Linked DNA regions of Mus musculus: all the other regions are linked to region 6. Evidence: chromatin loops called from intact Hi-C (ENCODE). Cell type or tissue: heart. All regions are shown on one strand. Region 1 overlaps Atp2b1 (ATPase, Ca++ transporting, plasma membrane 1). Region 2 has its middle 120 kb from the start of Gm40750. Region 3 has its middle 120 kb from the start of Gm34297. Region 4 holds the start of Poc1b (POC1 centriolar protein B). Region 5 overlaps Gm34346 (a long non-coding RNA gene). Region 6 holds the start of Atp2b1 (ATPase, Ca++ transporting, plasma membrane 1). Region 7 overlaps Atp2b1 (ATPase, Ca++ transporting, plasma membrane 1).

Evidence for each region. Hi-C counts contacts between places; a loop is a spot of excess contacts. Peaks named below come from ENCODE experiments on the same cell type or tissue, not always from the same donor. Only the 100,000 strongest peaks of a DNase experiment are listed, where the experiment ranks them.
Region 1: a loop joins it to region 6, with 4 times the contacts of the local background. A loop is called at or near these places in 9 of 42 quality-filtered maps.
Region 2: it touches region 6 in a loop (5-fold over the local background); 3 of 42 quality-filtered maps call a loop at or near these places.
Region 3: a loop joins it to region 6, with 2.3 times the contacts of the local background. A loop is called at or near these places in 2 of 42 quality-filtered maps.
Region 4: it touches region 6 in a loop (3-fold over the local background); 4 of 42 quality-filtered maps call a loop at or near these places.
Region 5: a loop joins it to region 6, with 4 times the contacts of the local background. A loop is called at or near these places in 6 of 42 quality-filtered maps.
Region 7: a loop joins it to region 6, with 3.0 times the contacts of the local background. A loop is called at or near these places in 9 of 42 quality-filtered maps.

Annotation. Positions count from the first base shown.
Region 1 is chr10:98,970,269-98,974,268 of GRCm38, reverse strand. The region is part of intron 2 of Atp2b1 (ATPase, Ca++ transporting, plasma membrane 1); the gene reads right to left. Among named protein-coding and RNA genes, the nearest start is that of Atp2b1, 57 kb to the right of the region's middle. In heart, no CTCF peak of the experiment used is centred here; a DNase peak (open chromatin) is centred at 1,738.
Region 2 is chr10:98,682,870-98,686,869 of GRCm38, reverse strand. No RefSeq gene overlaps it. Among named protein-coding and RNA genes, the nearest start is that of Gm40750, 120 kb to the left of the region's middle. In heart, no CTCF peak of the experiment used is centred here; a DNase peak (open chromatin) is centred at 2,469; H3K4me3 peaks cover 358 bases; H3K27ac peaks cover 1,306 bases.
Region 3 is chr10:98,658,608-98,662,607 of GRCm38, reverse strand. No RefSeq gene overlaps it. Among named protein-coding and RNA genes, the nearest start is that of Gm34297, 120 kb to the right of the region's middle. In heart, no CTCF peak of the experiment used is centred here; a DNase peak (open chromatin) is centred at 1,667.
Region 4 is chr10:99,105,954-99,109,953 of GRCm38, reverse strand. It overlaps Poc1b (POC1 centriolar protein B), which reads right to left and starts at 2,872. Exons shown (of 12, transcript NM_027740.7): 1 at 2,731-2,872; 2 at 2,078-2,162. The coding sequence starts at 2,745. It overlaps Galnt4 (polypeptide N-acetylgalactosaminyltransferase 4), which reads right to left and starts at 1,819. Exons shown (of 1, transcript NM_015737.4): 1 at 1-1,819. The coding sequence starts at 1,539. In heart, CTCF peaks have their summits at 1,672 and 1,877; DNase peaks (open chromatin) are centred at 1,853 and 2,873; H3K4me3 peaks cover 2,966 bases; H3K27ac peaks cover 2,214 bases.
Region 5 is chr10:98,855,618-98,859,617 of GRCm38, reverse strand. All of the region lies in intron 6 of Gm34346 (a long non-coding RNA gene), which reads left to right. Among named protein-coding and RNA genes, the nearest start is that of Gm34346, 25 kb to the left of the region's middle. In heart, no CTCF peak of the experiment used is centred here; a DNase peak (open chromatin) is centred at 2,047; H3K27ac peaks cover 524 bases.
Region 6 is chr10:98,913,498-98,917,497 of GRCm38, reverse strand. It overlaps Atp2b1 (ATPase, Ca++ transporting, plasma membrane 1), which reads right to left and starts at 2,346. Exons shown (of 21, transcript NM_026482.2): 1 at 2,127-2,346. In heart, CTCF peaks have their summits at 2,340 and 3,416; DNase peaks (open chromatin) are centred at 1,327, 1,927, 2,507 and 3,067; H3K4me3 peaks cover 3,516 bases; H3K27ac peaks cover 3,364 bases.
Region 7 is chr10:98,993,705-98,997,704 of GRCm38, reverse strand. Atp2b1 (ATPase, Ca++ transporting, plasma membrane 1) reads right to left here. Exons shown (of 21, transcript NM_026482.2): 7 at 3,800-3,838; 8 at 2,898-3,059; 9 at 723-937. Among named protein-coding and RNA genes, the nearest start is that of Atp2b1, 81 kb to the right of the region's middle. In heart, a CTCF peak has its summit at 2,210; no DNase peak of the experiment used is centred here.

The DNA of each region.
Region 1 (4,000 bases), 57 kb before region 6:
AGGCTTAACGACTACACCAGAATGGGTTTAAAAAATTCACATAGAAATCAAAGCCATTCAAGTTTCTAACTTGGCAGCCACACAGGTGACAGTTTCAGCAGAAAGGTTTAGAGAGGTTCAGGAACGGAGTTGTAGGAAAAGAATGAGGAACTGGGCTCCACCCTCAAGGCGAAGGAGAATCCTGGGCAGGAACTGTTCATATGGGAACTATGAACACCCAGGTGATGGCCTGTGATATCATCAATAGGCTTTTGGATGGCACTGCCCAGAAGGCTGTACCAACCACCAGAAACCCGCAGACCAGGAAAGTACGGGGGAGGAGGAACATGCAGAAGCAAGAAGGAGAACTCCAGGAATATGTTCAGAAGACAGAAAGGGAATTCGATCTACTGTCACCTAACAATGAAACTTAGAAGCATAATAGAAAGCCAATGACATGTTACTTCAGGTTCAAGTATGACTTTTAAAGTTATATGCTTGCTACGGAGTTGGACAACTAATTAACACAGCTTAAAAAAAAAATCTATAAGCAATGAAAACAAGTGACCAGAGAAAGCATTCAATGCTCTACTGCAGGGGCAAGCAACCCTTTTCTCGGACCAGGCTGTGCGGGAGCGACATGGAACTCAGAAGCACAAGACCGTACATGCTAACACACCACAGCCATGCAAACATTGGTGCTAATCTGCAAAACCGAGCCCAAACCACAGGGCATGAGAGCATTTTTTTTTTAAGAGCCCCTAAGTCACTAATGATTTATCCCTAGGGAAAGGTCGATTTTCTCTAAGACTTAAACTGTATCACCACATGGAGACAAGGTCAAAGTACACAGGTGCCAGAGACTTACTTCTAGGGAGAGCAAATATCAGCTGCCACTTAAAACATGGAAACTAGGCAACCAATGACAACAGCTGCTATGCCTCTCCTGCCTCCCATCATGCACCGCCACTGTTCCTAATGACGTCTTTAGCTTCCCCTGTTGGTTTTTACTTTAGCCCCTCTTTTGCCTCATTTTGATAATCATCACTTAGAAAGCTCCGCTTCACCTGACTTCTTCCCTCTGTGGCGCACGAAGCCACGCCCGGTAACTCAGCATCTGTCTTTAATTTGTATTAATTCACTTTTATACCTTGTTTGGTGCAGTATTACGACATAACAAATATGATACGGGAGCTAGAGGCATGCATCCAGAAGCCTGCAGCAGAGTCTTCTCTGCCACCCAGCACAAAGCACAAGAAAGATAACGGGGGTAAGGTAGAAAAGATACCCGAAGCCACCGTGAAAGTTAGCGGACCGAGAAATGGGATTTAGAGCAGGAATAATAGACTCGATAGAGGAAAGTAAAACACGAGAGAAGAACAGTTTAAAAGAATTTTAGGTGTTAGGATGTTATAAACAGATTATTTTAGCACAAAGCTCCGAGGAACGTGAGATACATGCTTGTTCTAAAACATACCGCAAAAATATGACATTCCAAGTCTCACCTTCATTTTACCCTGAACTTTTAATTTCAATCCCCCTCTCAGGAATTATGACAGTTAATCAGAAGGATGGGAAAATTTCATCTGGCCCAAACATGTTCTACTGGTCTACAAATAACTACTTGTAGTATTCCTGAGAACGGACTCAAATGGTACCTTTTTAGAGACCACGTGGTAAGCTGGTAGGAAAAATGGGGAAGCAAGAAACCCAGCTTCCTGGACAGAAGGACATGCTTCTAAGGGCCTCAGTGTGAGAGGAACTCCACAGCCTGGCTACTGAATGCCTCCCAAAGGGCCCTTCCCTGAGTTTCCTGGCCATGTACTCTTGCTAATAGTTACTGCTTCCTTCCAGCCCCAGGCCAATGGGCCAAGTGATCATGATAAAAATCTCTAAAACCTTTTCTTCCTTCCAGCATTGATTATTTCAGGCATTTTGTTACTGACAGAGTTGACACACAAGACCATTTATCCACCATTTAACTCCAAAAATAAGTCTGTTTTTCCACCGAGGGGAAAAATTAAGAGACAAGAACAAAGCAGCTCTTTCTCGGTCTCTCAACCCTGCTGTAAGGTATACGGGCTGAGCTTTTACAAAAAGCAGCCCCTGTGCCAGTTAAAAGCATTGTCTCAGAGATACCACAGCTGAAGTGTCGCTTTGGGCAAGCTGTTTAACCTTCTTTTTGCCCATACAATAGGACGAAGGAGTTTTAAGGATAAAATGGACTTACATTTGTAAGGAAGTACCAATCTAGCACAACAAAGTTATGTAATGTAAGTGTTAGTGTTTTTGTTGTTGCTGTTCCTAAGAAAAACCTTGAGCTGCTCCTTCAGACGACCCAGACTAAGGCAGGCGACTCCAGCATGAGTTCTCTTCTCCACTCATTGTCCTCTTAAGCCTAATACGCTACCACAGTGTATTTAATTTAGACACTATACATTTAACATGGTGAACTGTCCCGCTCCTCTGAGAATAAAGTACAGATCTTTGTTTTACTCATGGATATATGCCCAGGGCCTAAAAAGTACCTGTCACAGAGCAGACACTTTCTAATATTATACTTGAGCAATTTTAAGGCACATATATATTATGGTAAAATTTCTGAGTGCCAGATGTAACTTAATTTTTAAAAAATTTTTTATTAAGATATTTTCTTCATTTACATTTCAAATGCTATTCCTAAAGTCCCCTATACCCTCCCTCCCCAACTCCGCTTCCTGGCCCTGGCATTTCCCTGTACTGGGGCATATGATTTCACAATACCAAGGGCCTCTCCTTCCATTGATGGCTGACTAGGCCATCCTCTGCTACATATGCAACTAGAAACACAGTTTTGTGGGGTACTGGTTAGTTCATATTGTTGATCCTCATAGGGCTGCAGACCCCTTTAGCTCCTTGGGTACTTTCTCTAGCTTCTTCTTTAGGGGCCCTGTGTTCCATTTTATACTCAGAATTTCCTGCAACAATTGCCAATACCCTTCCATCTCAGGGAGATATATGGAATCTATGAAACACACAAAGCACCAAGTCAGCTCAAAGGCCGTGTCGGGGAGTGACTCATAAACAAATGCACTGAAGGGACAGGGGATACCTTTAGTTTCAGCAATAAAACCCATGTAGTGTGAAGAACCACTTCAGTTCTCACGGCCCCTGAATAAAGATTACTCTAACAAAAAGGCATGTATTTACTGTCTAGACACAGTAGTATGTAGGGGCCACACAAACCCAGCTGCTTAGTTGATCCTAATTCACCTGGTTGATCAGTGACACAATGTTAAGATCTTGGAGTGAAATATTCCTAATAAGTGAAAGCTATGAAGAGTCACTGGGAAATATTTCTATGAAGTTTGCTGCCATTTTCACTGTGTAACAATAAACACAAATATGCTTACAATAGAATGTTTTGGAATCTTTTAAAAGAGTATTTCAAGATGAAAAATTATTTGTATATGAACTATCACGATCAATTTATACACATTTTAGGAGACATTAATTCTCAGTGTCATGAAGAGGGAAAAACAGTGCGTAATTTCACTTACTGCCTCAAAGCACACACAATAAAGGGAAAATAACTGTTAAATCAGTTCTCCAGAGACCATTCATGGCTTCTACCATGTTGTCAAGAGTAAATAATCTCTTCTTCCCAGAATTTCTAGAAGCAAAATTTCCAATTAATTCATTAACTAATTAAAAAACAATGAAACATACTACTCAAAATAAAGGAATATGTACTACAAATTAACGAGAAATCACACTCACAAAAGATGACAAGACAGTAGGAGAAGTATATCCAACAATTAGAAAACAAAGACTCTAGTCACTCACAGCAACAAAATACAGAAATATGGCTGTGTGAAGGGCAGTCAGTCATATATCTGAAACTGAAGTTCAATACACACCTTCTGCAGTACTGGACATCCAACCTATGGATTATGTATATTAGGTAAGTGCTCTGCTAATGGGCTACAACCCTAACCAATCAGCATTCCTTTTATGAATAAATATACGTGATTAATGTTAA
Region 2 (4,000 bases), 230 kb after region 6:
TCTTCTGAAATAGTAATTCAGAAACCTATATTGAGTATTTAAGATACAGAAAGATAATTCCAGCACTCGGGAGGCAGAGGCAGGCAGATTTCTGAGCTTGAGGCCAGCCTGGTCTACAAAGTGAGTTCCAGGAAAGCCAGGGCTATACAGAGAAACCCTGTCTGGACCCCCCCCCCCCAAAAAAAAAGATATAGAAAGATAACAGTTCTTTTTTTTCTTTCTTTCTTCTAAGCAGGTGTATGTAGACATTGAGTCCACAGGTTCTGCCTGGTTAATAATTATAAACCTTCAGCCATCTTACACAGATTGTTTACTTTATGGTCTATAAAACCTCCATCCATGATTGTGGGTTGACTCCTATTGTACATAAAGGAAAACTGGTAAGTTTCATTGAATGTCCAACATGGGCAGACTCTACTCACCTTCTGATAGGGTGTTAACAGCTGACCCTATAAAGCCATTTTTAGAAAGCAGAGAATTTTGCATTCTAAAATATTGTTAATATGTTTTATTAAATTTAACCTTCTTTTTTGCTATGTAGTCCAGGTTTGCCTTGAAGTCCTAATCCTCCTGTCTCAGCTTCCCAAGTTTTGAAAATATAGGCATATGCCCCTATTCCTGGTTTAAATATCACCTTTAACTTTAGTTTTGCAAATGCAGAAATAAAAGAGATACATTGTTAAGACTTTTTCTAGGGATAAGATGGTTAATAGTTAATAGTTAATAAGATGGTTAATAGATATACTTAAATTTTAACAGCCACAGTGAAAGATTTTAATATCTGTCTTTCCAGTCATTTGTCATGATGTCACTTTTGAAAGTGAGTTAATAAATTAATTTTTAAAATGAAAATGAAAATAGATAATTAATTAATTGTATGGTACTAAGGACTGAGCCCAGGACCTTGGGCTTGCTAAGAAAGCACTTTGTTAACTGGGCGACCTCCCTGCAGTCATAAGGCCAGTATATGACCTAGAAAATTCGTGATCTTGTGCTTTACTGAATGACATGCTTTAGTGATTGGCACTTTCCCATTAAATAATTTATACAAGTGTTGCAGTTCTGCATTTTCCTAAGTCATATACTCAGATGTTAGTGATGAAAAGCTCTGAAATTCTTTGAAAGGGAACTTACTTGCAATCCCCACTTGCTTTGTAGACAAGAAAAAAAAAAGTCAATGGTAAATAATGTAACTTAGGGCCAGAAACCTGCTTCTCAGAGATTTCGTTTCCAAGATATTGACAGAATGCCTTCACACTCCTAAGCAAAGTTTAAAGATGACATTCCATCAAAGGCAGACTGTTTTCTTTTAAAAGCACCGCAAAAAAAGCCCACGTTGCCTTTTACAGACGAAGATAACAGCTTAACCAAGACAGAAAGTTGTGAGTGGTTGTTTATCGATGGCTATTGCTATTGTAGCAGGACACAGTGTCTACTAACCCCAGGCCTGTTCCAGGGAACTTTATGTTTTCTTCACCAAGAGAAAGCACAGAGCTGGTTCCCTGAATGTCAGGGCACCATCCTCTGCACGGAAAATGGAACAAAGAATCTTGTTTTTTTTTTTTTTTGTTTTGTTTTTTCCATGTGCTTCTGTCTCTTTGTAACTTTGCATTTGTGCCGTGTCCCCATTGTGACCCCATTGTCCTTTCTTTTGTATTTTTAAAAAAATTTAATCTCCCCGAGAGGCTATCAAGTTCTAATTGATTTCATAAGGCAGTGAAATAACAAAAAATGTTATTATTTTTTTTTTCTTGAGGGATTTGGAGCCCTGTAAAAAGTGCTTTCTGGTTTTGTGACCCCTTTCATTTCTATTTCGCCATTCAAAATATAAGAATAACAAAAAAAAGTTTCTTTGGAAGGTTATTAGTGGATTATACAAAATATGGTCTGAGAAAGTGCGAGTTTTTTTCCCGTCTCTAGAAATGCATGTTTTTTTGCACGTGCAATCTGCATTGCTTTAATCTCAGCTCTTGATGGCTCGTTGCTGAATATCTGCTCAGGTTTTCATTCTCCCCATCGATGCTCACTCTTAATGGAGTCTGTTTTTCGCTCTTACTCTGTATTCTATTTACCATTTTCTCCAAGAACGTTTTTCCAATTCCCTTTTGCTGGGGAATAAGTTAAAAGTGCCACAGAGTTCATTTAAGAAGCAATAAAGGAGTTAGTCAGCAAATGAAAGAATAGTAAAATAAAGAGACTCATTTAAACTGCTTACAATCTTGCAAAGAAAGATAAAAAACCAATTTGACAGATCATGGAATTTGAAGCAATAAAACTTGGAAGCTGCCACTCATATTAGCTTGGACCCCACCTAGAAGCCCTTTGGACGAGTGTGAATGGAATGTGCCCGTTGACTCAATCCGGGCGGGCGAGCGTGAGGGACTTTTAGTGTGTCTCTTCCTGTACTTTGCTGATTTCCCTGGGACATTCGCTTAGGAGGGCAAGCTGGATTCTATGGTAACCAGAGAACTACACTGACCCTGTTGCCAGGAAAGGTATGAAACACAAAACCAAAACAAAGCAGGCAGGAAGGAAGGGGCTTCCCCCTACGGCTGACTCGAGAGATGTCAGAGGAAACATAAAAACACAACTGTGAAGCGCCAGCACAGTGTTTTCATATTTATAGAGAAGTGACTCGGGTAAAGCAAGAACTAGTATATGGTAAAAACAGCCGGTCCCCTCCCTCAGCACGGAGGGCTGTTTTTTATCCCACAAGCAAACATTTCCATGCCACTGTTGAATAGCTAGGATTTATGGAGAACTGATTTTATCCTAGGGACTTCTGTTTAATTCACAGTCCCCTTTAAAGGTAATCTTCATTTTGTCTTCTAGGTTCATCTGAATTCAATTTAGTTAATTAATCTCAGTATCGCCATACAAAGACCGGTAGTGGTCCATCCGCAGCTTGGTCCAGAGAAATCTCTTTGATAGCTCTTTAAATACTTGCAATTGTGCAACAAATAGCAGTAGTACTCCGTATCTGTTGGCTTGTGGAATGAGGTTAGGAGCATGCTCTGTTCACTGGTCCAACCCAGGAACCTAGTTCAATTCCTGACCCGTTGTACCTAAAGAGACATCTGTAGAATGGCTGACATTTCAGGAGTCTGGGCTTCAGGGAAGTGGTTCCTTTTCCATTGTTTCTAACTTGTAGCAGCAAGGCCAGAGGTCTGTCACTAGCTACTGCCTGGGAGGTTGTTTTTGCCAAGAATTTGGAGTACATAGACACGCCCACTTTTGGCTATCAATCACAATCCAGTATTTTAAAAGAGAGAAATCAAGTTTTCGTTCCATTTTAAGAGGTTGCCTAGGCACACACAGTCATGCAAATAGGTCATGTTAATTTTTGAAGTGACGACATTAAGAACCGGGCAGGACCAGTTTCCTAAGTTTTACCTGCATACTGGTTAGACAAAGATCCTTCAAATCTTCTATTCCATATTAAGTGTTCATAAAATTATTACTTTCTCTCCCTTTTCAGTTTAACAATGAGCTCTTTGTAGTCAACAGAATTCTCCTTTCTCCATCCTCCCACCTTAGATCCTAGTTTTCATTGCAAGAGCTTAAGGAATGCATGTTAAATGAGTTATAGTGCCATCATTTTTATGATGTTGGGCTGGGCAATGTTCTTCACTCTTTTGTATGTGACATTATAGTCTAGATTAGGCTGTAGTAACCACCTTAAACTTTCTTTTACATTCCTGGTCCCCTAAAGTGCTTCGCTTTGTACCATCACATAGGGATTACTGCCTTGTGATGATGGCATTAAATATCCAGGTTTCAGGGGTTCTAATAGCAAGAGATTAGAAGGAAGGCAAGCACAACTCAAGCTAAGAAAGCATTGGTCCAGAGTGTCGTTCACTTTACCTTAGCCGGCACTGGTCACACGATCACATTTTCACATAAAACCTCAGCAGACCATGGAAAGTGTAATCTCACATCTAACTCAAAGTGAAAGAGAAGTAGATATTAGGGAATATAAATGAAATCTATCATGGAGCAA
Region 3 (4,000 bases), 250 kb after region 6:
TTCCTCAGATGGTTTGTGTCCTATGTAATGGATGAACCTCTAGTCTGACTGAGTACATAAGAGCCTGATATATCTCACATCAGAAAGGTTAGGGGCTTTGTAGACACCCATCTCTTTTTGCCTACATCAATTATTTACCTTCAGAATACATCGGTAATAACAGCAAAGAGAATAATTTTCGGACATTTGTATTTTGACTTTTTCCAGAAGTATGTGATCAAGGTAGAGAAAAGTATTCCACTTTAAAGATGAGCTCAGAAGACATGGAGGTTAATGTAAATTAACACAAGGTCTTTCAGAGTTTAATTAATGAGGTCAGAAGAGTCAGGCTTGATCTCTGGTCTTCTCTGAATCACTGTGCTGTTATGTAGATGATTGTATAACCTTGTGGACTGATCTCTTCATTTATTTTTCAATTTTTCTTCCCCAGCTCAGCAACACTCCCCCAAAAGTGAATTTCAGGATTTATATATAGCTTTTCTGGCAGAATCTAACAGTAGAGATGGTCCATGGCCAAAAGCCCTCACATGTCAGTTTCCTGCTGTGTGGACCACACTCCCAGGCTTGCTCTGAGGACTAAGAATGAAGTTTTGCTTATTTAAGTGAGTAAGCTCTCTTTTATAGCTGATAAAACAGGGATACAGTTCTGTTTTGATAGCATTTAGGAGGGAGATTAAAGAGTTATGTGGGCAATTTAATCACTGTAGAAAGTCAGCCTGGGTATTCCAGGCCTGTTGAATAGGTTTCTCTTTGGCTTGAATTCTGCATACAGTTCTCTCTTCTAGTCAGATCAATGAAACAGATGTTGATCTTGATCTTCACAAGGTGATGCAGAGAAGGGGCCATGGAGCATGTACATCACATGTCCTCCAAACCAATCCCCCAAAATTAAAAAAAATTCAAACCTAAAGATAGATATGCTACTTTTCATTGCGACTTTCTCCCTTCTCTAATCTGAGCGAGTAGTATTGAAGTTAGATGTTAAGTTTTGACATTTAGGTGTCGAGGAATATACAGAATTTATACTTCAAAAAGAAAACTGTCCCCAGACAGATGTAACTTCTGTAGATAGACAGCTTCTAATGAATGTAAGCATTGGAGTTGAACCTGCACTTCACAAGTGGGTTATAATTATTTTCACCTCTGGTTTTCTGGGCATGTTCATGTAGACTTTTCTCTCTTTTATAGACATTGTTAAAAGGCAGGGATACATTTGTGATAGACTGGGTGGTGGGGAAGAAGAAGGTGGTGGGGTTAGGGAAGACAATGACCTCCATGGATGCTATGAATAAAAGGTTGGGGGCAAGTAGTGTTCAGGCCTTTGTCTCTCACTTCTTTCACGTTGGCCTTCTGTGAATGGCATTTCCATGCACTTCTAGATGAGAACAAAGTGCTTTCTTTCCATTTTGGTTTTTTTCTTGCCTCCCTTCCTAGACCTTTCCTTTCCTCTCCCCTCTTAGTGTAAACAAGGTGCAGCATCAAGTCTGAGCGGCTTGCCACCCACAGTCAAGCTAATCTCTGTAATACCTGCCCACAGCTTGCTTTCACTGAGTGCTTAATCTGCATGAGGAAGTATCTGCAAGGCCACTTGGCAAGACATGCAATTTTCCATTCTTTAGAAAATGAATGAAAAGGCAATTATTGCCTCCCAGTGCTTGGAGCATAGCACAAAGAACCAGTTCTGCACTTCTTGACCAGGATCCTTGGCTGCTGCTCTTCACTGCCACTCCCTGACTTCTTGGCCTGATGTTATCTGACCAAGTCTGAGACAAACATGTCTTTGGGTCTTGGGAAGTGACTGCATTTCTCAGTTGGGAATAGTCATGATACAAGTACAAAAACATTTTATGAATGCTCATTGTGTGCCAATACCTGAAGACTAAGGAGACAACTGAGACAACCTCTGCTCTTTGAATAGAACTCCTTTCATAGTGGGTGGGGCAACTGTGTAAGCACACACTGTTATTTCAAATTGCACTACTAAGTGTAAGATAGAAGAATTCATAACTAGCTTTTGTTCAAGTCTCAGAGAGATTTCTATAAAAGTTGAGCTATGTGAACTAGAGTTTGGAAGAGAGCTCAGATTTTTAAAGGTGGATAACAGGCATTATGGTGCAATGACACAGGAGGAGATTGAAAGATATTAGTTATAATAAGAGAAAAAGTCATTTAATTCCAGGCCTTTTGGAAAGATAAAAACCACCATTTAAAATGATAGAGTGTAATATAAATTCAATGAACAATTTGATATTTGTTAAAACAAGAGTTTCACAAGCCTGTGCCAAGAGCAGTTGACATATTATTCAGGAAAAATTGAACACGTACAACCTGTACCAGCCACATGGATCACAACAGCGAGATGCACTGCTTGGCCCTTTTATAATCAAAGCTTGCTGATTTAAATGTAAGTTATATAAGATGGCAGGACAAAGAATGGGTTATAGAAGAACAACTCAGGAAGAAGGGTCAGCCACTTATGGAAATCTAGAAAAGGCTTATGGTTGTCTGGAACTCCTGCAGGTTTTTCTTATTCTGGATCTCTATCCAGAATCCTTTTAGTATCATGTCTTTAATAAAAATGCAAAAGAAGCTCTCTTTATCCTTATGGAGCTCCGTATCCAGTAGAATAAATGATATGTATATGTAAAAAATAGTTAAGTCTTATTTTCAAATTGTGAGGTCATTGAAATCTAAAGGGGGAAGGACTAAACAAGATTAAATTGAGTTCATTTAGAACAAATAGGGAAGAGAAAGAATGAAAGGTGTTTAAGTTGGAAAAGAGGATGCCAAATTGTCATTCTTTATAGAGGATACGATTTGTGTAGAAAACCTTTGAGACTCCACTAAAATCTACTAGAGTTAATAAAGAAAATTAGCAAAATTGCAGCATGTAAACCAGCATAAAAAATCAGTAGCATCGTTATATTCCATTTGTGGACATCTGGAGAAGAAATTAAGAAAGCAGTCAGACTTACAATAGCTATATAAACAAAACAAAAGAGCAGAATGAATTTAATCAAAGGACTAAGAAGTCTTCACAATGGAAACTACAAGACATTAGCTAATGGAATTGAGGAGGACTGGCAAAATAAAGTACATTTCATATGTATGGATAGGAAGAATCAAAGTCATTTAAATATGCATACTACACAAAGCAGCATAGAGATTCAAGTCAATTCCTAGCAAATACCAATGACAGATATGGAGTGGCGATATACAGCTGCATACTCTCAGCACTTGAAAGAATAAATCAGAAGGATCATGAGTTCCTTTGGGCTACATGGTGTGTTCAAGGCTGGCCTATACTATGCAGTGATGCCCTGTCATAATCAACGCTGGTGACAATCTTCATAGAACAGAAAAGAAAATCCCAAAATTCTTACACACAAAAACTACTCAAATGGCCAAAGACATTTTTAATTACAGGAATAAAACAGAAGACATTATACTACCCAGTTCTGAAATATAGTACAAAACAAGTATAATTAAAATACATGATACTGGCACAAAAACAAGGTCTAAGGTCATTGCAACAGAATAGAAAATCAAGAAACAAACCCATATATGCACTGCTAACTTATCTTCAGCAAGGATGCTGGGAAGAGCAATACTAAAATGACAGTATTTTCAGTAAAGGGTACTGAGAAAATGGGTATATGTATATAGAATGAAACTAGACCCTTCTCTCTCAGCGTGTTTGAAAATATCAACTGAGTATGAATTGGAAAGAAAATGCCAGAGCAGAAATACAGAGCCAGCAGAAGAAGTCCGAGACATGACATTGTAATTGATGAAGACTCTCTGGGTAATTCTTCCTAAGTATTGGGACCAAAGGAAATAGTATGATGTCAAATGAAAGTTGTCATATAGCAAAGGAAACAATCAACAGAGTGAAGAGATAATCTATAGAATGAAAGAAAATATTGATAAACCATACACCAGACAGGGTTTGATAGCCAGAGTATATGAGGAACGAAAACATCCCGTAGCAAAATGTCAC
Region 4 (4,000 bases), 190 kb before region 6:
TACATAATCCTTTTGTTGGGGGACCTCTGCACATAATTCAGTCACGGAATTGAATCTGATTTCTTTGTTTGAAGTATATTCAAAGAACTGATTGCCTCCTTGACCGTGGCATCCAAACAACGAAAGATTAGCCCCCGTAGGGTTGTTGTCGGGAGCGTTATAATCTAAGCACTCGGAAGAGATGCCCATGCTGCGGATGGCTCCGTGCCAGCCAGGTCTATCCTCGGGGACGTGTAAGTTAGAGAACACATTTTTCAGATACCAGTCGAAGCTCTTACATTTCAGCCGTTCCCTTAGTAACTTCCTTTCAGAAAGATCGCCATAGGCCTCTTTCCGAGCTGGGGGGTTTCGGTTATAGAAATGCTCTTTGTATTCATCCATCCACACTTCGGCCGCCCGCGCGGTATTCTGTAGGAAGTTGGGGCGAGCATAGGGCGCGCGCTTGGGAAACACGTGGCCCACGTGCGAGCATGGGTGGATCTCCAGCTTGCCGCCACACTGCCAAACCCTGAAAGACAACTCAAGGTTTTCGCCTCCCCAGACTTCCATGCCAGTGTCATAGGTGCCCAGGTACTGAAAATACTTCTTGCTGACAGCAAACAGTCCTCCTGCCATGGTGGGGGACCTGATGGGGTCAATTCTTGACGTTCGCCTGTCCCTTTCATGTTTGGGGACAGAATGCCACTGGAAGGTCAAACGCCAGTCAAACCCACCAATCATGGGCTCCCCGGTCTGCATGTAGAATTCGAAAGTGTTCCAGTCAATAGTGTCGATGACAGGACATACGATTGCGGTTTCGTCTCTACTGATCCTCTCCAAAAGTGGTTCCAACCAACCAGTGTTACACTCACAGTGACAATCCAGGAAAGTGAGGACATCCCCGGTGGCAAAAGTGGCCCCAATTAGACGGGCCCGGACCAGCCCCTCTCTCTTATTGGTTCTAATCAAGCGAACTCTCTCCAGGTTGCTGATGTAAGTTTCAAGTTGCGCCTTCAAATAAATTCTATCACTCAAGTCATCCACCAAGATGATCTCCTTTAAAAGCACAGCTGGAGAAGTTTCTAAAACACTGTGAATGGTCCGAAGCAGAGTGGACCAGGCTTCGTTATAGAAGGCGATGATAACGGAGGTGGTGGGGAGCGACCTGTAGTGGAACTTCTTGGCTTTACACTCATACATTCTTTTATCCTCTATGTGGCGGTGCAGGGAGATCCTGTCACTGAGGTAAATGTTGATGGCATATCTCTCAATAAGTTCTTCTTGCTGCTTCAGTTCCCCCTCGTTGAGCTGGAGTTTGCTTGCTCTCCCCCATTCCCCAAGAGCATGGGAATCTGCAGGGGGCTTTATATAAAGAGGCTGAGACAAATCCTCTTCCCTTGTATCAAGGTCCGGGAGCCGCCTTGGCCCCAGCTCCCTGGCACCGCCGGCTCCTGGAGAGGCATACAAAGTGGAGACTGAGAACTCCACCAGAATATAAGCCAGTGTTAAAAGGGCCAGCAGCAGGCAGCTCTTGCCTGCCCAGGTCCACCTCACGGCCATCCGGATCCTCACGGGTCGTGTGTAGACGCGGCCACCGAGCCAGCACGCGGGGAAAGCGCCGCGGATCCTGAAGCTGGAGTTCCCGGCTCAGGTAGGGGCGAACTTCCGAGAAGGTTCCTCCTTTCATGTAGGCGCTCGGCTCCTTTCCGACACCGGAGTTTCCCAGGGGTCACTTGAGACCCCCTCGCTCCCCGGCCTCTGGTGGTGCTCAACTGGTCGGTCCCCACTTCCTCCTGCTCGTCTCAGAACTTTTCACAAACTCTCCAGCCAATACTCCACCCTCCTCGGGCCGATCACAAACCCCTCCCCTTCCCACTCACTCCTCCTGGTGGTTAGTTCACGAAAGTTGTCTGTCAGGCCGGGACCAGTCGAGTCCTTACCCAGCAAAGACCCAGGGACCCAGAGTGGCCGGGTACATCCCATCGCGCCTGGCTCACTCAGGCAGGGATGGAAGAAAGGCTTTCTGCCAAGTGAGCTTTGGTTACTGTCAGAAAAGGAAAGAAGAAAGAAAGGAAAAACAAAAACAAAAACAACTTACCAATTTGTTTGCAGTTGGGGCTGAAGTCAGCGGAGGTGATGGCAGCTTTGTGACCTTTAAAAGAACGTTCCAGAATCGGATCCTCCTAGGATGGAAAGTTGTTAGGTTTGAAAGCAGGTGCAGAATTCCAGCTCTCGACATCAGACGTCAACGTTGCCTGTCCCCCGGGATCGAAGAGGAGGACCCCGCAGCATCAGCGGGCAGCGAGAGAGGCGTGGGCATTACAACCCGGCTGAGAGGCTCGGGCACTGCCCCAGCTTCCATCCGGAGGGGTCCCCACCATCGGGAGGAACCCCCAGCCCAGGCACCAGGGCGAGCCGCCGAGGGACCCGCCCACCGCACCGAGCTGCAGATGCTCGCCGAAGCCTCCCGCGCTCTTTAAACCTCCCTGGTGATTCTGACGCAGGCGCGCCGCGGGAACCCAGCCGGCGAGTCCCGGAGCCAGCTCCGCCTCAGCCCCGAGCGCCGGGATCTCTCCGGGAGCAGCGCTCACCGCTCAACCCGGGCACGGCGTCCCGCTCCGGGGAGGTGAGCGAGCTGCGGAGCTCCGGGTCTCGGGGCTACCTCCCAGGCCTGCCAGACTCGGCGTGGTTCCCCTCCTCCCGGTCCCGCCGCCCAAGGATGATCGGCTCCGGTAGCGGCGGGGACCTTACCAGGCCGGAGGCCATGCGGGGAGCGGACGGCGCCCGGGGCCTTGGGGGACCAGGGAGGGGTGGGGACGAGGGGGGACCGTGCGGCGCCCGGAACCGTCAGACTGGAGTGCGGGCGCTTCCCGGTCACTACAACAACGGCGGCCCAATCAAAGCCCGCGCTCCAGGCGTGGCCAGACGAGCCCCGAGACGCCGCGCGCGCGCGCGCTGCCGACAGCCGAGAGCCTGGCGGGAGCGCGCCGCGGGGGGTCCGCCGCGCGCGCACACAGCGAGCCCCGCGAGCTTCGGAGGTAGCGGACTACCGGGTTGTTGTCGGGAAGCGGGTTGGGACTTGGAGAGAGAGAGAGATGTGATCGGTGGTGGCGAAGCGGAGGAGAGTCGGTGATCGATGCAATCAGGATTCTATTACACCTTAAAGAGAACGGCGCCCAACTCGGCTACTCCGGAGAGGGGAGCTTGGGTGCACAAGCTAGACAGTAACAGGACGTTGAGCGGGACTAAGTTCCTTGTGTTCAATTACTGGTTTTGCACGTACTATAGATACAAATGCTGGCAGCACATGATGGGTAATATTTTATTCACATGTTCACCCTGTTTTTCTTTATTCAATAGTATTCTATTATCTATTTGATTTATTCTGTTCTCAACCGCTTGTTTGCATATGCCTTATTAAACTCACACACACACCTGAAGTGGTCGGAAGACTTGGAAACTTTAAAGTTTCTAGACCACGTGGTTACAATAACGGTCCCCACTTTAGACTTTTTTTTTTCCCCACACATACTATCATTTGTGCTTCAGCAACAGGGTTTCAAAGCTAGAGAATGTTGTCGGTGGCAGTTTGTACATGGAAGGCCACATTTTGATGCTTCTTCATACCCCTCGACAACAAACAACAGCATTAAACCCTGCCCCGGAGCATAAAAGACTCAGCTGAAAATTACATACGGAACACAACTTCTTGGCAGTGGAATGTCGTGATAAACTGGTAAGGTACATGTTGTGTGTAAATAAAAAGTGTAGTAATTACAGGTTCCCTCGCTGTATTTGCGTTTAGTCTTAACCACTATATAGCAATTATGTAAGTGCAATACCGTATTAGTTTGACACATGGGTGGATGTTAAATATCTGTTATATGTTTGACACCAAGGGCTAAACTTTGTTATAAACAAAACAAACCCCTGAATGCCAACATAGTTCCCTCCCCTCAAGAACTTGGCACTGGGATGTAGCTCAGTTGGAGAGTGCCTAATGAACTAAACCCTTGCTTGT
Region 5 (4,000 bases), 58 kb after region 6:
TGTCAGGTGAAAATGAATTCTAATCATTATTTCCTCTAGATGTTCCTCAAAATGTGAATTTAGACCTTTGTTTTGTCTTTGTGTGGGCAGTTCTTTTTAACTCTACATATAATGAAAATGTGTTTGACAGACTTATTCATTTTTTCTTCTTCTAATTTTGTAAACATCAGGAAACATGTTACATTGAACACTGTCACATATGAGGAATCATATCAAGAAATTTGCATCTGTTCATGATACCCCAAAGATTGAACTGGCCCACTGGGGGAAAAGAGCTATATTTCCAAGGATTGATTACTGAACTAGCAACACTTAAAACATTTGTCTTTCCAAATCAAATGCTATTGGACAACATGAACTTTGTTACATTGTGAGAGTATTTACAGAGAAGGTATTAATAAGATTAACATTACTAAATAATTTAGAAGTAGTCAATAGCTGAATAAGGTACGTCATTGTGTCAGAGACTGCTTAGGCATAAGTTCATCATAGTAAAGTTCAGCATATGAAAAATAATGGCTGTCAATATAGAGTGGTTGGCGGCTCCTCTCAAGTCATGAGCACGAAAACAGGAATGGTATGAAATTGCAGTGGGAGGGGCTTAGCTCGATAGCCGAGAACACTTGCTAATTGTGAATTTTGCTGGTTGCTATTTAAAGAGGTACATAGAAACTTCTAAGAATGGAATCGAAATATTTTCCTTGAGGGTGCATAACAGAAGTTGTGCCAGCTAGTTTTTATACCAACTAGACACAAGCTGGAGTCATCTGAAAGGAGAAAATGCTTCCCTAAGAGGTATACAGCTGTAGGCCATATTCTTAATTGGTGATAGACAGGGGAGGGCCCAGCCCATTGTGGGTGAAGCTATTTATTCCTGGCTTATGGACCTGGATTCTATAAGAAAGCATGCTGAGCAAGCCAGGGGAAACAAGCCAGTAAGTAGCACCCCTCCATGACCTTGGTATTAGCTCCTGCCTCTAGGTCCCTACCCTGTTTGAGTTCCTGTCCTGTCTTCCTCTGGTGATGAACAGCGATAGAAAATTGTAAGCAGAATAAATCCTTTCCTTCACAGCTTGTTTTGGGTCCTGATATTTAATCACAGAAGTTAGTAAGCCTGTCCAGTCTCATCGACATTCATAAGATTGGATTCTGAGGGTTTTTCTTTAGATGCATCTGAGAGACAGTTGACACATCTGTGTGATCTGTCTATCTATGTCTACAAACACACATATGCACTCGAGTGCGAGCACACACAGTTTGTATTTAAAGGCTAGATAGATGTGACCTCTGATAACAAGTAAACCAATAGATTCCACAGCATACTTGGTAAAGCTGTGTTGGAAAATAAGATTTAAGATACCTTGTGAACATGCAAAGTGATAAAAGAAAGACATCCTTAGCATATATATATATATATATATATACATATATATATATATATGTATATATATATATATATATATATAAAAAGAGAGATGGGGAGAGCTCTAAGATCTGCCCTGTGGAGGACAGCAGACAGTGTGGACTTCTCCCAAACTTTCTCCATGCCTCTGGATAAAGTGTTTTAACAACAGCAGCATCAGCAACAAAAATTAGATTTTGACTTTGAGGTTAAGTGAAACAATGTGTGAATCAGAAAAAAAATCTCCATAAATGCCCCCCCTTTCCTTATATTGAAAAATACCATCTGAAAAAACTATAAATGTATAGAATAGGAAATCAGAATAATTAGTAAAAAGCAATTAATGGGAATTCAGCTCTCTGCCCTCTCATCTAGATGGGCAAGAGAAGGCTTAAGAAGGCAGGAGGGGTGCTCAGGCAAAACCAGGCAAGGAACTTTGGTGGTTGCTGGGCTCCTGTTGCTTCCAGGCCTTCTGTGCACCTACTGCCAATTCTTCTGTGTGAGACGCTCACTTACTTTATCTGTCAACAGCTGGGAGTGTTGGTTCCTGAGGCAAACAGCTGATTTCCTCTCCAGAAATCACCCTGTTTCTCTGGCCATTGTCCTTTGCCAAAGGGAGTCTCCTTGTGTAAGTCCGTGCTTCCTCCCCAGGGACAGCTTGCATTCAGTGACTGATGGCTGTTAGTACTGAGGACAACTCAAAGAACCAAACTTCTGGCCTAAATTCAGAATTCCTTAAGGGCTGTGCCAGCTCCGGAGTTCTCTAGGAATTCATGAAGGCCTTTGTTTCCATTGCTTCACAGTTGGATTTCAACATCTGACCAGCAGTGGTTTCTTAGTCCTTTGTAGGCAGGTATTTGTCTGGTCAATTCCCTAAAAGGTAACTGCAAGCAATCAGCATTTAAATTTGCTTCCTAGGGACTTGGAGTATGGTAGTTAGGGCCACCAGTGAACTGAAGAAGACAGTTATAGGTGGAAGTGGGTCATTCACTGGTCAGCTGTCTATGAAAACCTCATTATTGGTAGTTGTTCTTCATATATCAACAACCCTTCATTGGCTCAGTTAATGATACTGAGTTTCCTTGACTTTCTTTTTTTTTTTTTTTTTTTTTTTTTTTTTACAGATATATAAAATATTTTAATTAACCTTTTAAACTTTAGCCCTTACAGACAGTGTATTCTGAGCATATTCTTTTCCTCCTTTTAACGTCTTGTTGATCCATTCTTTTTTTTTTTTTCCATTTTTTATTAGGTATTTAGCTCATTTACATTTCCAATGCTATACCAAAAGTCCCCCTTACCCACCCACCCCCACTCCCCTACCCACCCACTCCCCCCCTTTGGCCCTGGCGTTCCCCTGTACCGGGGCACACAAAGTCTGCGTGTCCAATGGGCCTCTCTTTCCAGTGATGGCCGACTAGGCCATCTTTTGATACATATGCAGCTAGAGTCAAGAGCTCAGGGGTACTGGTTAGTTCATAATGTTGTTCCACCTATAGGGTTGAAGATCCCTTTAGCTCCTTGGGTACTTTCTCTAGCTCCTCCATTGGGAGCCCTGTGATCCATCCATTAGCTGACTGGGAGCATCCTTGACTTTCAATGGAGTTACATAGGAATAAATTCGTCTTAAATCAAAATATTATAATTCAGATGAATATAATTTTACTACCTGATAAACATCACGTCTGGGCAACACAATATACTATAAACTGTCCATCTTTATCCCTGTGCTTGCAAGGGTGACTGGGGACTCGAGCTTATTGCTTGAAGCTGGCATCCCAAGAGTTTTTTAGCAGGCTGTTGCTGGCCTGGGAGAAGATCAAAAATTTAAAACTGTTGTGTAGTTCTACTGAGCATCTACCCTTCTACACCATTGTAAAGTTGGAAATTTTAAATTGACTATACTAAGTCAGAAGCTGTTTGCCCTTTCACTTCCAAATGCTACCCGGAGTTTTCTGGCTCTGTCTGTTGGCCATTTACCTGTCCTTGCAAATATAATTAGAATGGACATAATTAGTACTCACTAAATTCTAACTCAGCACCTTTTGTTTGTAGGTGAGACCTATTGCAAAGGGAATGCCCAAGTAGAAGATTCTGAAACGGCATGTTAGATGAATTTTTTAAAAATTATATGCTAGTGATTTAAAATTGAGTTCTATCACATTTGTACCTATTTTTGTCTTGTTCCTCAAAATAAAATAATATAAACACATAGAAACACACTCACACAAACTGGTTTCAACCTGACAAAGTTACCCAAGTTGTAGCTTCAGTTATGGGGGGCCATTCTTTGTTAGAATTCATTAACCCAAGCTCAGGTCTATGGCATGTAACCATTGACCTGGTTGGTTCACTCGATTTTATCCCTACCAAAAGGAGGATTAAACATACGTTGTCACATGGTGTGGTGGCATACACCTGTAATGCCAGCAGACACGAGGCTGAAGCAGATCATTAGTTCAAAACCAGCTACATAGTAAGGTCTTTTCATCAAACCAAAATAACCAAACCAAACCAAATCAAACCAAACCAAATAAATAATGGTTCTTCTTTAGGTGAGGTGGCAGTACACATTTAGAGTTTGTCTAAATGCAAAAT
Region 6 (4,000 bases):
GGCTAAACAACGTTGACAACACTGCCGCACTACCTTCCACCCCTCCGTTGATCCAGACCATCAATATCCTCTTATTTTATTAACAACACGAGTCAAAATTTGTTCCTCCCCTCATCTCAGAATGGCAAGTAAGGTCTCAAGCTTCAACTAAAAAAACAAAACACCGTAGTTTCCCATACAGTGGCTGAAATTCCTCTCAAGGTCTTGAAATTATAGAAAAATGAAGACATATTCTCCCTTACTTCTAAGGGGGCACACGGCTGAGGACGACAGCATTATGAAGGCGTACTCTTAATTTTCATCATTTGATCGGGGGTGGGAGGGGGGATAACAAAATTTTAGATCAAAGGTGGCGCTCTGTCCTCAGCTCACCCGAATGTGACTCACTTTTGCAGAGTATATGGTAGGAAATAACAGTTACTTTTCGAAGATCTTTGCAGTTACACCCAAGCCAAAATCGGGACAGAGATCCACCCTTTATGACAGCCATTTAACTGTTTTATCCAAAGCACGGTAGAAAGTAAAACATCTCCCTGAAAACATGGCTTAAAAGGCCCAATTTCCTACACCAGCTTTCAAAAGCTCTCAACAAGAAAAAAAAAAAAAAATTTCTATTTACTTCAAATTTGAACTGACCAGGAAGGGGAAAAAAAGGGATGGGTGCTAAATGAAACATACAAGTACAAAAAGCAGATTCTCCCCCTTCCAATCCCTCTTTTAATTCCCCCAATCCGGCTCTGCCACACACAAGGACAGGGAGTCTCCCTAGGGAAAGCTGGTGGCAGGGCAAGTGAAGGCTCTCCATTCACTCAAATGGGCCACTATCCAAAGGGATGCCCTATGCGCGCTTTGTACAAACCAGGTCCTTACAAGTACTTATTATTATAAAATACACCTACGCTGAGGATCAAGAACCTTATTTTAAAGTAAGACTGTCCTCAGGTGGGGGAGGTGAAGCACAACAAAGCCTTCCATGTTGAAAGGCAGACAGTCCAGACATGCATATACCTCCACTCGTATGAAAAAAAAAATCCATATAACTAATTTATCAGGAACAGCAATCGATACCGACAGGAGTCATTAGATTATTAATAAACCCAGAAAAGTAGCATGCATAGCAGCCAAAGGTGGCTGTCTGCAGCGCTCTAACCCCTAGGAAGGGTAAAAAAAACAGCCTACCGAGGAGGTTCGCGTCCTTACCAAGGTCCTGCAGACCCTTTTACCCACGCAGACCAGCCCCAGCTTCCCCTTGCGGGTCCGATCACCGCAACAGCAAAAGCATTCCCAATGCTAGAGTCCCGCAGTAAACTGGTGACTGAAATGTGCAGAGACCAACCTGGGCAAAGACCGAGGCGCAGACCCAGGGGTCGCTAACTAGCTAAGACACAAAATTCTCCTGCAAGATGAAATAGAGAAGAAGCCCCCGCCACCTCCGCCCCCCCCACCCCCGCAATAGGAATGCCACCCTCCTTTCTTACTGACCCTTTCCGAGGACAGAGCAGATTTTCCCCCTTTTAAACTAAGTACATAAACATGAATCGGAAGCACCCGTGAACATCCTGGGGGGCCAGACTCAAGACCTGAAGAGAGCGTCCAGGCGGCTCTTCAACTCCCCGGGAGTCACCGTCCTGTCTGACAGGCATCTATCACACCATCCTCTCCGGGGGGCCGACGACAAACCTTCACCTTGCACGGGCAGTACCTCCCGGGGGCCCAAGCCAGGGATTAAATGGGTGACCCTCCCGGGTCGCAGGAAGAGGGAGTGCCGGGGCACCGCTGCCCTCAAGGTCACCACATGCCGGGGTAGGGGCGACCGGTGTTCAGATGGGCTGTGGCGGCAGCAGGGGCAGCCCCGCGAAGTCCGAGAGCCCTCGGGTGTAGACGAGAAGCCACCGGGACGGCGACTCCGAGCTGGACCCGGCGCCGAGGCGCGCGGAGAGGAAGCCTCCTCACCTTTACGGTCTCCTAGCAGGAGCGAACCCCGGCGGCGCCGCCAACTTCGCGGGGACCCGCCGCGCTCCACCCCGCGCCCAGCTGTCAGGACCCCCGCCGCGCCCTGCGCGCCCCACCCGGCCTCCCCCGCAGGTGGCCGCCCCCGCCGCGGGCAGCCACCGGCCGCCACTCACCTCGCCCGCAGCGGGAACCATTTTTTCCGAGGGGAAGAATCAAGGAAAGCTAGGCGGGTGGGTCCGGGGGATGGCGGCGAGGGGTCGCGGGACGTGCCCGCAGCCGGCTCGCTGGGTTCGGGGCGCCACGCGGAGGTGCGGCTGCACCTCGGGAAGGAGGCGGCGGCGGCGGAGCCCAGAGACTCGGCGTCCACCAGCCGGGGCTCCCTACTCACGCTGCACCGCGAGGAGGCGGCGGCGGAGGAGGAGGAGGCGGCGCCCGGCCGGCCCCCGCCCAGAGCCCGGCGGCCGCCGAGTGGCCGCTCGCGTCCCCGCAGGACCCGCCTCCTCCGCTCCGCAAAGCCGCGCTCAGGGCGCGCCGCGCTCGGCACAGCAGCTCAACCGGCCCCGCGCCGGCGTCCGCAGCAGCAGCAACAGCAGCAGCAACGGGCGGGGTGCAACCCGGGGCGGGGTCCGGGGACACCGGTCCGCAGACGCGGAGCTCAAGGGGCAACGGCCAGCTCCGGGGCAGGGGCCCGGTGTGCACCGGGTGACCCGCGAGACCGCCCGAGCAGGCAAGGGGGGAGGAGGGCGCTCACCCGTTCCGGTCCGACGCTCCCTTCTTCTCCACACCTCCACGCCTCCCGCTCCACGCTGGCAGCGCAGCTGCTCCCGCTGCCTCTGCCACCGCTGCGGATGCTCGCGCGGCCGCCGCTGCCGCCTTGGCTGGGCGCGGTCACGTGACGCGGCCCGCGGGGAGCCTGAGGGCGGGCGGGCGGGCGCGCGCGCGCGCACGAGCGGAGGTAGCGCCGCTCGGACCGGGACTGGCGCTTCCCGGAGAGGGCGTTTAAGGGGAGGATCCGGCGAGCGCGGCCCCGCCTGGCGAGCGCGCGCCCGGGGTGGGGTGAGGCGGCGGGGATCAGAACTTGCAGCGCGCGGTGTGGAAAGGGTGGCCTGTAGTGCGGGGCGGGCGACTCGCGCCTCCGCGCGCCCCTCCCTCTCTTCCTTCCCTGCGCGCCGGGCTCCCGGCTGCCCCCGCCCCCTCCTGCGCTGTCGCCCCCTCCCTTCCCCTCCTGCGGCGGCTTCCGATTGGCCGTCGGGGCTCTGACGTCTGTGTTTCCATGACGTGTCGGGGCCGGGGAGGGCCGCGGGAGGGGGCGGCGGGGGAGGAGGGGGCGGTGACTCCGTCCGTCACCGCCGGTGCCTGGGCGCGCGGCCCGGCGGCTCCTGCAACGTGAGGAAGCCGGAGAGCGACGAGTGCCGCCGCAGTGGGACGCCCTTCACTTGGGGTCCCGCTCGAGTCGCCCCCGGGTGGAGGCGATGCCGGGTCACGGGACGGGAGAGCGGCTCGGCGCCCACTCCCTAGCGGACCTGTCTCCTGTCCCGGACGGTGACGCACTCGCCCGACAGCCAAAGTGCCTTCCCTTTTGGGAAGAGAGCCCACTCGCCCTGTAGGCGCGCTGGCCCGGCCACCGACACCGGGGATCCCCGCTGCAGCGCCCAAACCGTGTCCTCTAGCCGGTGCAAGCAGGCCTCGCAAGGTCCGCTTGAAGTCCTCGTGTTTCTCTTTTGGGTTTGCTGCTGCGGCTGCTGCTTTTTTTTTTTTTTTTTTTTTTTTTTTTCCTACCTGTGGCGAGCTAGTGGGTCTTTAATTCATAATACTTAAATCCTGCCCTCATCTTTCCCGAGGAGAAAGGAACAAGAAAAAAAAAAAAAATCATGCAGAGTACCGTGCAGTATTTAGACGGTAAAAGGTAGCCGACTCTGGTCCAACCAGTTCAAAAGAAAACCGCTCATGATTACTTCTACTTTAAAAAAGGATATTCTTGACTGTATCCACACATTTAAAGATGTGTATCCTGTCCCATCTTTCTGTAATCTCTGCTTGAACTAAA
Region 7 (4,000 bases), 80 kb before region 6:
ACAGTAAGCCAAACAAATTCTTATAACTGGCCGTTTGTAAAACATTTAGAACACTGAAGGGAGAATGTCAGCACGGAAGAAGACGGTTAGATTTCTCATTGTCAGAAATGTTCTTTAAGGAGAAATGGTAACTACCTTCCCAAGTTACAAGAGCAGCATCCTTCTGTTGAGAGTAACCTGCAAACCCATTATGAAAGGCAAATCCCAGATGGCATGTCTCAACATCAGCAGGGAAGGTTGGACCAGAGGGAGAGTGGGTAGGGCAGATAGGCACAATGGGCAAGGGCCAGAATGAGCAGGACTCTGCGAGCCATAGGAAGGGAGGCAAAAGATTTTACACATGCAAATATTATCTGAATTGTTTCTGGAAATATAAATCTGCCCACATATGGAAGACTTCCTTGTAGGAACAGCAAAGCAGAAACAACAAGGCTGAGGAACTGGGCCCAAGCTCAGCATCCTGCCTCGTGTGCCAAATCCTGATTTGCACACACCCTGACCTCAACTTTATGAGTGGGAGAGAGGGTGCGGTGAGACCTCACAAGGCTGCTGCTCCTCGTGAAGTGAGCGGCTCTGTGCACAGAAGTCCTGGAATCACTGCCTGCATTTTTAAGGAAATGGAAACCCTCCACTTTCCAGGCCAGAAAAGGATGCCCTGGGCGTGTATTTTCTAACCAGCGGAGGCTTTAAACAATAGGGCTACTTAACTATCCATCACTAACCTTGACTGAGTAAGCCAGTGAGATGGTGACTGCCAGCGGAAGACCTTCCGGCACGGCGACCACTAGAACTGTGACTCCAATAATGAAGAACTTCACGAAGTACTGGATGTAGATCGGTGTGCACTCTGCAAGCCATGGTCTTTTCTGAACCCAGAAGGTATCGATCACAAAATACAACACTAGGATGATAACTGTGATGGCAGACATCAGCAGACCTATACAGGCAGGAAACAGGACAATTGTTTAAATGTAGCAGCCGCTACCCACTGCAACTCTGTAATAGCACTATAAGGCTATTCTTATAACCAGCTAAGATATTTCTTTTTCCATTTTCCTGAGCAGCTGTTCTCTCCAGGGTGTACTGACATATCACATCAGACACTCTCCAGACTTAAACCCTGACCCCAGAGAACTGAGAGACAAGCTTTTTGGGATTTTTTTGTGTGCGCCTTGTCTAAGGTGGAGACAAATTTAAGAAGCAAATACAAGTGACCTCCCACAGGTCAGTGTGCAAGCTGCTGCTCGCTATGTTCAACGTTCTGAGAGACGTTAGGAAGACAGGTCAACTTAACAGTCTTGAAATTAAATTAACTCCATGTTTTAAAATATACACATAAAATTACACTACTTGGATCACTGGTCTATCATCACTGATTCATTAACTCCGAAAAAGGAATGTTAACTACGTATTACAAAACATCGAGCCCCTATGAGATGTGTTACAAATGAGTATTAAAACATCAAGCAAGTCTAGACATCTGGGTCTAATATCCTACCTAGTAGCTACTCAAGTAGCTATCACTACACAAGAACACCCTTTCCTACAGTATGAGTCAGTTGATATGCACTGTATCTGCTACTAGGGAATACGCCTACTGAGTATAGAGCGCAGGCTGCTTCGCCCATTATATGCCTAGCTGTCCAGTGATGCTGTCTGCATGACTCTCAGAATGCATGCATATTGCATACAGCATCTGTCAAAAGGCGACAATGCTGGCGTCGCTGTCTTACCACGGGCTCTCCTCTGAAAAGCAGCGTTGGTTCCATAGGTGCTGCTGTCTAGCGAAGGCAGCATTTCAGCCAATCAGCTTCACAATTCTAAGTATCCTCAGATGAACACAATGTCTGTGTTCAGAAAAGTACATTTTTTTTTTTCACAGACAGCCAATAAAAGGCTGAGCAGAGTGCGTGCAAGAAACGTTTAGGGTTCGATAATCTGCTAAACAGTCTCCCTGACAGACCCTTTTCGTTTCTTCTTCTTCTTCTTTTTTCTTTTTTTTCTGAGACAGGGTTTCTCTGTGCAGCACTGGCTGTCCTGGAGTCCACTCTGTAGACCAGGCTGGCCTTGAACTCAGAAATCCACCTGCCTCTGCCACCACTGCCTGGCTTCATTTCTAACCCTAGAAATTTAGACATGACTGCACGGACTTGTAGGTTAAACAAACTTGGGGACTAATTTCAACTTGGCCACCAATTACCTCACCAGCAGGCGGAGTAAGGGTCTGTCTACTGCAATCATATTATGAGTCTATGATAATTCAAAAGTTAAAAATATTCTTCTAATATCCTTTATGCCTCCAAAATGCCCTCGCTGTGGCAGAAGACACTTTTATTGTTGTTCCTCCTAGGGGGCTGCAAACCCCTTCAGCTCCTTGGGTACTTTCGCTAGCTCCTTCATTGGGGACCCTGTGCTCTGTCCAATGGATGGCTGTGAGCAACCACTTCTGTATTTGCCAGGCACTGGCAGAGCCTCTCAGGAGACAGATACATCAGGCTCCCATATGAACTAAGCAGTAACCCCAGAGCTCCATGGGACTAAACCAAAAAGTACACACAGAGGGACTTGTGGCTCTAGCTGCATATGTAGCAGAGAATGACCTAGTCGGTCATCAATGGGAGGAGAGGCCCTTGGTCCTGTGAAGGTTCTATGCCCCAATATGGGGGAATGCCTGGGCCAGGAAGTGGGAGTGGGTAGGTTGGGGAGCAGGGGGAGGGTGGGAGAGGATAGGGGATTTTCAGAGGGGAAACTAGGAAAGGGGATAACATTTGAAATCTAAATAAAGAAAATATCTAAAAATATCTACCAAAAAAAAAAAAGCCACTTTTAAAGCAGATACAGGTATCTGAGAACAAACACCCTTCCTTCTGTCATTCTCCCATGCCTGCCGTACGTACCTGCTTTGCCAATCTGAACAGCCAGCTTTGTGAGTTTCCCCTGTAACACGGATTTTTCCTTTTTTGGCAGATTTGCTTTCTTCTTGTCTTTCTCATCACCGTCCCCTCCTTCTTCACTCTTCAGAGGTTGCATCTCCATGGCCGCGCCGTCCTGGGCTTTTGCTAAGTTCAGAGAAAACACAATTTGGTTGTATTGTAAAGGCATGATAAACATTTCGAAACTCTTTCTTTTTTCTTTTTCTTTCTTTTCTTCTTCTTCTTTTTATAAAATCAGTTTCTGATAGAAAAAGACTGAACTATAAACATTCAAGTGTAAGTGTGAGAGAGAGAGTGTGTGTGTGTGTGTATGTGTGTGTATTGGGATGGCTACACAGAGTGAATAAGACAACAGTGAGATTAGCCTGTGGTACTGTTCCAGATGTAAGGATGTCACCTTCAGTGACAGGAATAAAGCATATACAGTCCTTAAACTAAGAATAAAGAATACTAAATTTCTTTCTTTTCGTGTGATGTTAGGTACGAGGTTAGATGAAGACTACAGATCCTACTCATGTAATTTATGATCCAATGTAGAATATTGTATATGATTACACATTAGAAAAACATGCCTATGTTTAAATGTACTTTACACTACACAGATTTTTTTCTACCAACTATTTCATTTCAGGCATGTAAAGCACTCTGCAACCCTTAGGAAAGCTACCTGAGCACGGCAGCACAGATCGTAATTAACACTCTCTTCTGCATGACTCCAGCAGTGGCCAGAGAGGTTAATCCAAGTTAACGCTGTTGACGTCCCCTGTCATGCTCCCTAATTTTGGATAAATATAGTACACAGCAGATCTATTTTTGGAGGTAAAAGAAAACAAGCTAACTGTACTTTTCAATCATCTTGAATTTACCTTTGTTGCGATTCTCAATAGCTCCATCTTGTTTCTTATCTGTAAGAACAAAATGGGAATTAAAGCTTTCCAAAAGAAATGAATACGGCCACACTAAATTATGCAGAGGTAGTTCACATTTCTATAAGAGAATTGTTACACAGCGGTGTATAGGTGTACAAACAGAAAACAGCAGCTTGCTGACCCCGTCCACCACTTCCT